Linked DNA regions of Homo sapiens: region 2 is linked to region 1. The links are chromatin contacts, found by Hi-C in ENCODE. All regions are on one chromosome and are shown on one strand. The core of a region is the stretch at or near the end of the contact, and the rest is flanking DNA. Distances in the headings are between cores, read along the strand shown.

Region 1 (6,959 bases), core at 1,413-3,912:
GTAGCACACGTTACCAGCCACCTCACCATCTCCCGCCGTCGCCAATTTAAGGTTGACAGTGTCATTCGCATAACCTATAAAAACAGGGTAACAAAATGTTTTAGAAAATTATCCTGAGTCAATGAAAAAAAAGGGGGGGGATAAACTATAAGGCATATAAGGCATACCTACTGTCTACCACCAGGAAGATGAAAGCATAATTTAGAGCAAAGCTCTACATATGAATTTGGATTTGTCCATGGCTACCCCAGGTGGCCTTGCCACAGCCACATTCTCCTCCTGGCAAGAGGCCCATATTCTCCTCCTGGTGGGCCCACTGACTAGATGTGGTATCTGAACCAGTTACTCTATCTTTTCTCATCTGCAAAATCAGAGGGCTGGACTGGAGCATTAAACACAGCCCATGCCCTTTTTCCCTCCCCAGATTTAACATTCCATAGTTCAATTTCTGAGGCTCCTGTGAATTCATTCTAACCAGGAACTCTCAGTGGGGAAAGAGGTATTTTAAAATAATCATTTTAGTTATTCCTTCAATCTCTGATTGCTCTTTTCTGGTGACCATGAAGGTAACTCCAGGTTTATGGGGGAAAAAATCATCCTTGATATCATTAGTGATCTGATTTTGTTTTTCACTTTCTAACAAGAAGTCCCTAAATAAACATATCTCCCTCTTCATAATTCCCCCATTCTTTAAAGATTCAAAATATCCAGGGACGGTCAGGTGCGGTGGCTCATGCCTGTAATCCTGGCAATTTGGGAGGCTGAGGCGGAATGGATCACGAGGTCAGGAGTTTGAGACCAGCCTGGCCAATATGGTGAAACCCCGTCTCTATTAAAAACATAAAAATTAGCCAGGTGTGGTGGCGTGCGCCTGTAGTCCCAGCTACTCAGGGGGCTGAAGTAGAAGAATTGCTTGAACCCAGGAGGCAGAGGTTGCAGTGAGCTGAGATTGTACCCCTGCACTCCAGCCTGGGTGACAGAGTGAGACTCCATCTGAAAAAACAAAACAACAACAACAACAAAAAAAAAAAAAAAAAAAAACCCACAAAATATCCAGGGACATCATATCCCCAGAGGCCCTGTGGGATTCCTTTTTAGGTTCTAGAAATACTCACAAAGGGCCTGTGAGATTCCTTCTTAGGTTCTAGAAAGAATGAGTCAAGGAATAAGCTCTCGTGCATATCCTATTTACCATGAATTCCAAATAACAAGAGAGCTCATGTTAATGGTTCTTTCTGCATCACATCTTTAAGATGAGGCAAATGGTGACAAAAATTAGCCAAATAACAAGAATTAAAAAAAAACAAAAAACTTCTGAACCATCACTATATAGCTTAAAAGCAATCTTCTATACCCTTTGCTTGTACAGTATTCTATGTTACCATGGTAGGTACATTTTCCTGTGATCCTATTATTTAAACATTATTAGTCACTGTAAGGGAGAATCCACAACTAAAACACCAGATTAATTATCCAATCAGGGGATTATACTCCCCATTCTTTAGGTAACTGGGGTATAACAATTTTGTTCACTGCTTTTTAATGGGAAGAAAGCAAATGTTAATAGAGATTCCATGAGAAAAATGAAACAAACTTTTTAGTTCTTGGTTTATCCAGTGATCTGTTCAGAAACTATAAGGAAGCAAACATCTATCTGCATGACGAACTCAAAATGTCCTTGGTATTCTGTTCTGCTGAAATCTAAAACTGGACTCTGGCCCGATCACTCCTCCTTTACCTATTTTTCTCAGAGTTATTAAAAGGAGCTAGAACTGCCCATCTATTATGAAAATGCAAACATCAATAAAAATTTATACTTCCTCTAAAAATTTAACCCTAACAACTGAATCTTCATTATACATGCTAGCTTTATTTAAGTCTCTTATTAGCAATAATTCTTCTCCCTTCATTCAAAGGAGAAACAGTGTCGTTAAGGCTGCAATTCAGAAAATGATTTTTTTTAATTGAAAGACACAAATTAGGCTGCTAAATGTACAGTCCATGCACCTTACATAGCAGTCTGGTTCAGCTGGGAATGACCACGTCTCTGAAATACAGTTCTCTCCTGAAGTCTAACAGATTTGTACTCCAAAGAGTCATTTACCTGCACTCAAAAATCCAATCAAACAAAAACAACCCTAAGAGGTGCCTTTATTTAGCAGTCTTTGATGTCCCAGGAAAGACTACCAGTCATGTACCTGCAGGCCCAGCTCCAGAGACACTTTCAAAAGAGTGATGTCTGGCAAACTGTCCATGAGAGTTGCTATTTTAAATGCATCTTGGGCAAGCTTGAAGATGTGTGATGAGGAGTGAATGTTTTTCTGGATGGATTCTAATACTGTTTCCAGCCTCCGAACATCGCCTGCAATGAACAAGGGAAAACCAAACCAAACCAAATCAAAGCAAAGCAAGACAAACAAATAAACAAAAATCATACAACCATACACACACACAGAGGGGGAAAAAAGAAACAAAACAAAACATAAAGCACAAGTTAATTTACCTAACATGTTCACAGATGGCACAGGTGTTACAACTAGGGCTCCCATAATTACTGCAATGTCTGTGAATCTCGGCTTCACAAAAAAAGATACACTGAGACACACCCTCAATGACTCAAAGCACATATGAACCAGGACCAACATGAGACAGCAACAGCTCTCCTAGTTCCTACTTATGTATTTTTGGTGAATATTTCAGGAAGAAAAAAATGTAACCCAACTTGTAAATCTGCTTCTGAATTTCAACCATTTATATTTTCTTAGCATGGTAACTAACCTGAACTCTGCTGGCAGCAAGTTAATGATGCAGGTAAATGAGGAAAATGCCACCTGTTTTGCCTTAAAAGCTAACATCTAAAGAAAAAGATCCCTTCAACCTATCTGACATTAACACCACTGCTGAGAATTTGATAGAAAACAAGACTTAAAAAAAATAAACAGGCAAACGAATGAAACAATTATGAGGCCTCAGGACAGTACAGTACCTTTGGCTGCAGTTAGCATGGTGGATGCCAGCTCACACTGCTGGGACTCAATGTGGCTTAGAGTGAACCAGCGAGGGTAGCGGTTGGGAACAACTGATGCAATGTGGTGTGGGCGGGTGAGGTCTCCTGATGGAGCAGTAGATTCCAATACTAGTAACCTATAATGAGAAGACAAGGAAGGTGGCCCCTAGTTATTTCTTGACCATGTCCTTGGCCAGAAAGACTGGCCAACAGAAGCCAGAGGAGTGGGTAGATGTTCAGGCCTCTACTCAAGTTCAGCAAGGGCTGGTACAGCTATACTCTGCTGTGTGGGTGCAAAATACCTAGATTTTTTGGACTACTAATTGTTTGCTAATAATAACTGTTCATCACCCAAACCTTGTTAGTTGTTCATCACCCAAACCTAAGAGATTTTCTTTCTTTAGCACCATTCAGAAAATTACAATATTCAAATAAATTAAGATACGCAAACACCGAAGAACTTTTAAACACAGGTCTTGATGTTTACCTACAAATTTTGAATTCTATGACTCAAAAAATAAATCAACAGAAACTGATAGTGAAATGGATATTTAAGACTGAGATCACAGTCAGGAAGCAGTGAGTACTTAAGATGAATAAGCTTAACCTATTTAAACATAAAACAAGAAGGGAAGTAAGACAAAAATTACCTCTTTTCCATCCATTCATACTTTCTGAACAATTAGTTTCTTATGACTCCAGGAATTTGACATTAGACTATGTTCTACCAACCATATTACAGAAGATAAATGTGACCTAAGTGTCTGTCCCTTGACAGTTTTGCATAAATTCAGAGTGATTTCTGATTTTTTATTAAGAATATACTGTCATGGCGAAACCCTGTTTCTACAAAATATAAATCAGTTGGGTGTGGTGGCATGTGCCTGTAATCCCAGCTACTTGGAAGGCTGAGATGGGAGGATCAGCTGAGCCTGGGAGCCATGATTACACCACACCGCACTCCAGCCAGGGCAACAGAGCAAAACCCTGTCTCAAAACAAATAAAAAAAGAATATGCTGATGAAAAAATTTCTAAAAGCAAAGCAAATATTTAGTAATCTCTTCTAAAAGTACCAAAAAGCTTAGTAGAGTACCTAAAGCTGAAATAATTTATTTACAACCATCAAAATGCCGGCCTTCAGTCAAGTACACCAGTGTTAAGAACTATGAAATAAGATAAGAGCTGGAGACCAAGAAGAGTCAGCTGGGTCTGGGAGTGATGCTGGCCTCAAGGCCCCACCCAAGAGCAATTATTGCCTGGTAAGCCAAATGGCTCATTCTCTTCTCCTTTTATTTAGGAACAAAAAGATGTCAGCAGTAGAGAAGGTGGCAAGGTAGGCAGTTAAGTAGTAAGAATAATGGCAGGGTTGCTATTTAGCTTTTTTTTTTTTAACTCAGAATATCCTCGTATTCACAGGCAGGTCTTGCCAGACTTACTGTAGAAGAAACTAATCAACATCCCTGGGAAGATGAGAAAATGAGTGCTGAAGATGACCTTCCTTAGCCTTCCTCTTCCAGAAGGACTAAGAAGCATGCGAGCTACATCTCTCTTTTCCTTCCTGTTCCCTGGGCTGCCTTGCAATACCTGGTGGGGCACATACCTGCCTTCCATGGCAGACCTTTGGCAGGATAGTAGTGGCAGATAGAAGAGAGAAAGTGGAAAAAAAATTCCCCTGTACCCTGCTAGTATTCCCCATTAAGAAACTGCCTTGGCAGCAACCAAGGACAAATATAAATGAGTTTGTGAGTGTTAGAAAAGCAAGCCTTTCTGCCTGGCACATACCATTACATAAGCCAGAACCACACAGAAACTTTATGCTATTTTACCCTTAAACTTTGCCAGTGGTAGTAGCAACAGCATCTGGTGGCACCATAACATTAACATCTTCCCTTTAAAACAAGATTAGAATTCCTAAGATTTGAGTAAGTATAGAGTTGAGCATATGTCTTCATAAGACAGCTTCCATTTCAGCTTCCAAAAATAAAAATAGGAACCCACTTATTTTAAAATCGTGCTCTAAAACATAAACCAAGTGGTATAATGTAATTTGGTGGGGGACTTTTGCTGATGTTTGTTATTGACTTATTTTCTGGTATTTTAAAAATAGAAAAAAGAATACTTAAGAAGATTCTCCAGCAGGTTAGTAAGATTCCATATTGCCAAGGAAAGCATGTCAAATTACAGGATGTCAGCCTTAAAACACACTGACACATAGGTATACACACAGACACATACACACATCCTTATCACTGCATAAAAAAGAGGTGTCCTTATACACATAAGCTACACTCAATACTTTCAGAACAGGGTAACTTTGGGGACACTGGTAATTTATAGGCAAGGATTTGTTTTAGAATCTACTTCTCTGATTACAGACATAGAATCTTTGATGAAAAGCTTCTTGAGATCAAACTGTTAATCAGCACACACAAGCTTTTAGGTCTACAACATGGCTTGTCCTTAGGTGATCTGTACTTTCCATTAGAAGCACAGGAGTGTTTTATTAATTTTTTTAAAGGAAAAAGAAAATGCTGATGTTTTAAGAAAGATGGATGTACCTTTTAGGTCCTTAAAATTTAAAGGTTATTTGTAAGATTAAAATATAATCTTGAACTCATTAAAATATTCACCTTGAACAAATCTGTGATAAAAATAATTATTATGTGAAATAACTTTTAAAAGAAGGTAGAAATAAAAAGGTGGGTGGTAGAGAACAACATATTCTAACTGTTATTGCTGAAAAGGAGAGACCGATGAGGAGATGGAAGCAGTCAGAAGAGAGGCAGGCAGAGCCTGAAGGACCCCGAATAGCGACTCCTTCACTGCTAAATGCACGTCCCACCTTCTCTCAGCCTCCAGTGAATACAGATGTGCCTTGGCAATACAGGGAGTTGCTTTCCTGCACTACTGATGGAATGCGGAATTACAGCAGGTGTGAAGGTCTCCCTCAATTATATTCAAGCCAGTATATTTACTATTTACTACTGCTTCAAAAATCAATTTTTTCAAAACAATTAATCATTTATGAAGGTTTCAACTGTTGCTGTTTTATGATTAAACTTGGCTTGAATTGTGCTTCACGAAAAAGTAGGAAAAAGCCACGGTGTGCTTGAGTCTGATAGCAGCAAGGATAACCCTTCCCTTACTTTAAACAGAAGCAAAACAAGCCAACAAGCAAATCACCTCCACAACAATACAGGAAGCATAAATACATAGTTTCTTTAGCTTTTCTGCTGCCTATAAGAAACATGAAGGAGTAAGTCAGTTAACAGCCATGCTTCCCAGTGGGAATGTGGCCTGCCTCTGCCCAGCTGGGCTGTGAATACATACCGCATTGCTCTCAGTGCAATTTTGTATGCCAATTCAGCATCGTGAGGTAGGAGAGAGGTGAAGAGATACTTGGCAAATGTGTGCATTGGAACGCTCTCCCGATGGATTATTTCACCTAAACCACTATATGGTCCGGCTGTGGGAAGAGAGCATACACATTTTACGTTCCTAAAAAATGAACTAACACTTCTTGTAAAGCATATTGTTAAAATGTCACATAAAGTTATAACATATACAAATAAGAATTTCAAGTAAATGATATAGAAAGGAATATAATCCTTAATCAAAAAAGATTCTTCAGGGTATAGCATCCGTTACAGATTTCACCTCATAAACAAACCCCTAACTGTCCCACAGCTAGATGAAAAACCCAGAACTCAGGGGCAGACAGCATTCACAATACAAGTGCCTCAGAGAAAGGAACCCTCTATAGCGTAAAACCTTGCTGCATTTGAGCAACATCCTCTCTCAATGTGTGGCATCAGAGCATCTTGATTTGTAAATGCACAGATGACACCACAGCTTAACTATGGAAACTACCCCTGGACCTAAGAAGGGTTAGGGACACAAATATGCCAGGTTTCCAGAAAATGGTGCTCTGTATCAGGGGTGAGAGGTGTG
Region 2 (6,959 bases), core at 2,796-5,295, 160 kb before region 1:
GGTCTTTGCCTTCCCCACATCTGGACTCCAGGAATGAATCATTTAAGGAGGCACCCCCGGACAGGAGTTTCTGTTCTCTACAGTTGTTCTAATGTGCACTCTGTACTTCGACTGCCTGTCAGACAAATCAGGGAAGAAAGCAGGAGTCTCTAAAGCAGTCATGCAAATTTCCCCAGGCTTACAGTCTCAAAGAAATTGGGCCTGGCCAAAATGACCTCAGGCATCCACTGAGGAGAAGAACTTGCTTCTAAGAACTTCTCTCCAGCCTTCCATGTTTCCTTCCATGACAGGCATCTGTGGGGTGACAATTAGGTGTGGTGGGTGGGCATTTCTGTGGGCTGGCAGCCTATTTTAACTTCCAACTGTGGGAGTAAGCTTTAACTCTGTGCTAAAATTAGGGGAATCCAGTAACTCCTGTGGTTATTTCAATCAGTTCCCACTTATTGAGTAGCAGCGGCACAGTTAAGTAATAACATGGTAACCTTGCCAAGACATAAATGAAATGCTGAGTGTTGCCCAGTTGGAGCTGAAATCGCTTCAATGATCTAAGCTGAGAGCCAAACCAACAAAAGGGCTGCTGGCCTCTGGGGGTGGGGGAAACTGGGGACATGGAACAGAATTCCCAGAGCAGCTCCTCGGATGCTGGGGGCAGATTTAAGGGAGTGGGCACTGATTGGCCTGGCAATCCAAACTTCACTACAGAAATGCCAACAGCCCCAGGGGTCAGAAAGGCTCAGTTTGCTCTCCCTCCAAGAGAAGGCACGTGGGCTCTGCCAGAGGAGCCCACTGCCAGACCCAGGGCTCCTGGAAAGACCTTGGCCCCTGGTGCTTGAGTTCACACCGTGGCAATGAATGTAATCATGATCCAGAGAAGCAGCTCCTAAGCCACACTATGGAGAACATTGTTCTGATTGGCTCTGCTATGAGAGGATGGTTTTCTCTAGCTGAGAGAGACAGAGGTGCCATGCCAGCTCCCAGTTCAGACCGGCAGGTGCGGTCAAGAGAAGATCAAAAGAAGGAGAAGGGCAGAATCTTGAAGAAAGGTTCTAGCCAGGATGCTTAGGGTACCAAAGGGCCAACAAGCCCTAAGTCATCCCCCTTGGGTTGGGGTTAGAGCTGGGGGAGGGACCTGCAGTGACGGAGGTCATTGATAACTGTAGATTGAGCATGCAAGTTTTCAGTTCATGCAGGACTCTTTAGCTCCCCTTCCCCACTCTTCTGAAAGTCTTAGCCATTTTACTCTGATGGTTAAGTGGACCTGAGTTCAAGTCCAGTGTGCACTCCAGGAGTCAGGGCCTACACAAGGCCAGGAATGCCAGGAGACAGGATTGTTGGTGACCATCTCAGAAGTCTGCCTGCCACACATTATGATCATTTAGCCCAGGGGTAGCCAATCTTTTGGCTCCCCCTGGGCCACATTGGAAGAAGAATTCTCTTGGGCCACACATAAAATACACTAACACCAATGAAAGCTGATAAGCTAATAAAAAAAATGACGGAAAAATCTCATTATGTTTTAAGAAAGTTTATGAATTTGTGTTGGGCCGCATTCAAAGCTGTCCTGGGCTGCCTGCGGGCTGTGGGCCATGGCTTGGCCAAGCTTGATTCAGCCTGAGAACCGAGTGAGCATCAGAGGAGAAGGAAAAAGGAAACCTGTCCACAGCACTACCTGTTTTACAGTGGCTGTCAACTCTGGCTGCACTTTAGAATTACTTAAGAGCTTTTTAAAAATACCTATATCTGGGCCCCACACCACATATTCTAATTTAACTAGTCTCAAGTGGGTGCTAGGCTCCCTCCCCATGTGATTCCAATGAGCAGCAGGCCAGGCAAATACTGATTTCATCTTTCTAGCAAAGGTTAGGTAAGGAAGGGGATTTAAGCTTTGACTAACACAAAGGATGAACATAAACTCTGAGGGGTTTCCAGGTGGAAAGGCATGTTAAAAGTCACCAGACAGATCCTGCTCCTCTTGACCTGAGAACACCATCCCTGACACCATCACCTCCACACCATCCCCGACAAGGAGAGACACCTTGACCTCTGCACCCCCTTCTCCCCCACGCACACTCGTGGCCAGGCAGTTCACAGTGGGACACAGCTGACTGCTCAAAGGTTACCTTATGTTGAGCTGATTTCAATGATCTCTTCTATTCTTATTCCCATCCTTTGAGTTTTAGTAGAAAGACATAAAGAAAATTCCACATGATGTTGTTTAAAAAAAAAAATCTGAGCACCAGCTGTGTTACTGGATTGAAGGTTTGGCCCTGTTGTACTTTCAAATAACGATGATGCCTGCCCAAGTCAGAGGGACAGGTCTCAGCAGCTGTGAAGCTCATCTCCTCTCTCTGCCCCTGGAAACTCACCTGCCTGGTGTCCTAACTTGTCTACACTACAGCATCTCTCATCTTTTAACAGTACCAGGGGGTTAAGAGCTTAACGGGTTTCCTTGACTTTTGTTTTAACAATTACCTTCACTGCCTTACACTAAACTTGAGGCTATATAAAAAAGTCGCTTTTATATCATTAATTAAGTAATGTTTTCATTTTACAAATTTTTTTTTTTTTTTGAGATGGAGTCTTGCTCTGTTGCCCAGGCTGGAATGCAGTGGCGTGATCTCGGCTCACTGCAAACTCTGCCTCCCAGGTTCACACCATTCTCCTGCCTCAGCCTCCCGAGTAGCTGGGACTAGAGGCGCCCGCCACCACGCCCAGCTAACTTTTTATATTTTTAGTAGAGACGGGGTTTCACCGTGTTAGCCAGGATGGTCTCGATCTCCTGACCTCGTGATCTGCCCACCTCGGCCTCCCAAACTGCTGGGATTACAGGCGTGAGCCACCGCACCTGGCCTTACAAATATTGTTTTAAAGCCTATTCTGTTTGCAGAAGTGCTAGTTTACAGAGAAGTTAATGGTGAAGTAAAGGCAGACCCAGTTCCCCCTCATGGGAGCGTTAACTATATAATCACACAAACACATGTTAGGCCACACCTGGGATCTGGGGTGTACATCAGAGGTGCCTGGTGATTTGAGGGCACATTAACCTTGCCTGAGTGTCAGGGAGGGCTTCCCTTGAAGATCTGAGGCTTTAGCGGAGATGGGGAGGGTGAGGAGGAGTTAACTCTGGGGAGGGTGGGGACCAGAGCATCCAGACAGAGGAAGTCTTGCAGGCAGAGGCCCTGGACTGGGAGGGAACACGAGTAGGAGAAATTGAAAGGAGAGTTGTGTGACTGAGACCCAGAGCAAGGGAAAGTGGGCTGACAAAGGGGCAGGAGCCATCTTAAAGTGCATTATGACCCTAAGAACAATGGGAAGACATCAAAAAGTCTTTACTAGGCAGGGGAAAATGTTTAAATGTTAGCAGTAAACTTCACATAAGATAATTCCTCACTGGCCAATTCATACCATTATTCTGCATTTAGGTTTTAAAACATGGAAAGTTCCTTTTAAAAGCCAAAACATCCTTTTTAAATATCCAAAGGCCTCTATCATTTATTCATTCATTCTACAACTATTCTTGAGCACCCACTATGCACTGGGCCCTGCCTCTCGGTCACCGCCAATATCGAGCTTACATGCGGGTGAGAGAGACAGACAAGGAACAACAGCCGCATGGCCAGGGGTCTCTCCAGGGCTCTTGGTACTCCAGTGCCTCCCTGCACCCAGCCATCCTCAAAGCAACATTGGTATGAATGAGGCTGAGACTCACAGAGAAAGACAATAGTGGACAAAACAAAGTCGTGGCTCCCTGCAGGCTGACAGCCTAGTACAGGGAGCTAAGAACACATAACAGATGAATAGCTATACACACACCAGGTAGTTATAAATGCCATGAAAAATAAGACAGATAAGAGGAGTACAGAATGATGAAGGGCTTGCTATTTTATATACGATGGTCAAGAAAGTCTCTGATTAAGTGTCATTTGAGCAGAGAATGTGCTAGGAAGCTCTATGGAGGAACAGCATTCCAGGGAGATGGAATCACAAATGCAAAGATTCCGAGGTGGAAGCATGCTTGCTTTGTTCCGGGAACACAAGGAAGTCAGTGTGTCTAGAGGGGTGCACAGGGAGTGGCACGGCAAAGGGAATTGCCCCTCAGGAGCAGAGGGTTATGTCAGAGGGGAGGCGCGAACCAGGTCGCATAGCACATTCTAGGATGTAATGAGTGTGGATTCTATGTTGCCATGGGAAGCCAGCATCCTTGCACGAGGTGGTTAAGTGCTGAGAGAAGATAAATCAGATTAAGGGGCTAGAGAGAGACTGGAAGCCTGGGGAAGCTATTTGAAACAAACGGGCAGAGGAGCTCTCTCTGAGGAAGTGACTTTAGGGCTGAGTCTTGAAATATCTGAAGTAGCGACCATGCAGATTTCTGGGATAAGCCAGTTCCAGGCAGAAAAAATAGCACTGAAGTGGGAATAAGCATCACATATCCTGGAAAGAGCAAGAAGGTCAGCGTGGCCAGGGCACAATACCAGAGGAAGCAGGGGGAGGAGGCCAGCCCTGTGGAGGCCGTGGGACGGTACTTGGCTTTTATTCTAAATACACTGGGAAGATTTTCGAGGACTGTAAGTAGAAATGACATGGTATGTGTTTTCGTGGGATTACTCTGATTGCTGCATTGGGAATAGACAATAGCAGGGAAGAAGTGGAAGCAGGGAGACGAGATAGAACCCTGTTGCAGTAGCTAAGGCCTAAGATGGCAATGGCCTAGACAGAGGTGGCTGCAGGGATTAGGTTCAGGACCTATTTTGAAAGCAGAACTGGCAATACTCACTAATAAATAGGATATGGAGGTAGAAGAAAGAGAAATCAAAGATGACTTCTGTTTTTGTTGTAGCTTGCTTGTTTTTCGAGGGAACTGGCTGAAAACCCAGTAGATTTTGGTGGCTGTTCTTGACTAAGAAGAGTGTGGAACAAAGTCACAGAGCCACGGCCCCAGACAAGACCTGGATGAAGCGCTACAGCCTGGTAGTGCCAAGACTGGGAGGGAAACAGAAGAGCACTATGAGACAGAATCCAGAAGCAAGGAGAGGAAGGAAAGGCCTTGGACCCCCTAAGGAGAAGGAGGTTGGGAGGACCTATTAGGGAACACTTCACAGCTATGCTCCCTAGATTACTTTTGTGATCATTATAGAGTAAAACTGACTTTGTGTCTGTATATATTTACAGGTCTATGAATTTCAGTCATTGTATAATATACATATAAAACCACTACCACAATCAGGATACAGAACAATTCCATTGCCCTAAAAAACTCCCTCATGGCATCCCGTGTGTTTGTTTGTTTGTTTGTTTGTTTGTTTGTTTGTTTTTGAGATGGAGTCTCACTCTGTCACCCAGGCTGGAGTGCAGTGGCGTGATCTCAGCTCACTGCAACCTCTGCCTCCCACATTCAAGCAATTCTTCTGCCTCAGCCTCCTGAGTAGCTGGGACTTCAGGCATGTGCCCCCACACCTGGCTAGTTTTTGTGTTTTTAGTAGAGATGAGGTGTCTCCAGTGTTGGCCAGGCTGGTCTTGAACTCCTCATCTCAAGTGATCTGCCTTCCTCAGCCTCCCAAACTGCTGGCATTACAGGCGGGAGCCACTGCACCTGGCCCATGGTATCCCTTTGATCTGTTCTCCATTCATCGTGTCTTTTTGAGGCTGCCATAGAAATTGAATCATATAGTATATAATCTTTTGAGACTGGATTCTTTTTTTTTTTTTTTTTTTGAGATGGAGTCTCGCTCTTTCGCCCAGGCCGGACTGTAGTGGCAATATCTTGGCTCACTGCAAGCTCCGCCTCCCGGGTTCACGCCATTCTCCTGCCTCAGCCTCCCGAGTAGCTGGGACTACAGGCGCCTGCCACTGCGCCCAGCTAATTTTTTGTATTTTTAGTAGAGACGGGGTTTCACCGTGTGAGCCAAGATGGTCTCAATCTCCTGACCTCGTGATCCGCCTGCCTTGGCCTCCCAAAGTGCTGGGATTACAGGCGTGAGCCAGCACGCCCAGCCGAGACTGGATTCTTCCATGCATAATGCCTTTCAAAGGCCTCTGAGATTCATCCACTTGTTGCTTTTTATTGCTGAGTAAATATTCCAATGTATGGATGTACCACAGTTTGTTTGTCCATTCATCCATTGAAGCACACTCAAAGTATTTCCAGATTGGAGCAATTAGGATGAAAGCTTTTGGCAGGCACGGTGACTCATGCCTATAAGGCCAAGGTGAGAGGATCAGTTGAGCCCAGGAGTTTGAGGCCAGCCTGGGCAACATGGTGAAATCCCGTCTTTACAAAAAATACAAAAATTAGCCAGGTGTGCACTTGAGCCATGGAGGTCAAGGCTGCAGTGAGACATGACCATGACACGGCACTCCAGCCTGGGTAACAAAGTGAGAAGACTTGGCCTCAAAAAAAAAAGCTGCTAAAAACATTCATGTGTAGGCTTTCATAAAAACATAAGTTTTCATTTCTCTAGGGTAAACACACAGGAGCAGGATTGCTGGGTCATATGGTAAGTGCATGTTTAACTTTGTAAGAAACTTCCAAACTGTTTTCCAGGATGGGTCCTGCATTTTGCATCCCCACCTACAATGTGTGAGAGTTTCATTTGCTCTGCATCTTCACCAGCACTTTGTGTTGTCAACATTTTTCTTTTACTTCAATAGATAGAAGTTAAAACTACAATTAGCTATCACTACATTTGTGGTGGCAACTTAGCCTCTTAAGTTTTTAAGTGCACTACATTTGTAGTGGTAGCTAATTGTGGTTTTAATTTATATTTCCCTTATGACTAATGATATTGAACATCTACTTAAGTGTTTATTTGCCTTCTTTATGTCCTCACTGGTGATGTGTTCAAAACCTTCGCCCATTTTTTAGTGGGTTAACTGTTTTCTTCATGTTAAGTTTTGAATAATCTTTACCTATTCTAGATACAAGTCCTTGGCCAGATAGGTAATTCGAAAATGTATTTTCC

Evidence for each region. A loop is a pair of places that touch in the nucleus more often than their neighbours do. Pooled maps may share reads with other maps.
Region 2: a loop to region 1 is called in a map with no recorded cell type, with 4 times the contacts of the local background. The contact joins the promoter of LINC03152 here to the enhancer-like site in region 1. A Hi-C loop is called at or near these places in 7 of 37 single-sample maps with no recorded cell type and 5 of 50 pooled maps.

Annotation. Positions count from the first base shown.
Region 1 is chr5:61,534,999-61,541,957 of GRCh38, reverse strand. It overlaps ZSWIM6 (zinc finger SWIM-type containing 6), which reads right to left. Exons shown (of 14, transcript NM_020928.2): 10 at 6,339-6,474; 11 at 2,987-3,144; 12 at 2,199-2,362; 13 at 1-74. Among named protein-coding and RNA genes, the nearest start is that of LINC03122, 99 kb to the left of the region's middle. Within about 2 kb of position 2,662, at least 2 of the 41 ENCODE cell types and tissues checked have a DNase peak (open chromatin) inside an H3K27ac peak, as active enhancers do.
Region 2 is chr5:61,695,518-61,702,476 of GRCh38, reverse strand. LINC03152 (long intergenic non-protein coding RNA 3152) reads left to right here and starts at 4,045. Exons shown (of 8, transcript NR_109910.1): 1 at 4,045-4,565; 2 at 4,838-5,067; 3 at 6,459-6,494. All of the region lies in intron 1 of LINC03122 (long intergenic non-protein coding RNA 3122), which reads right to left.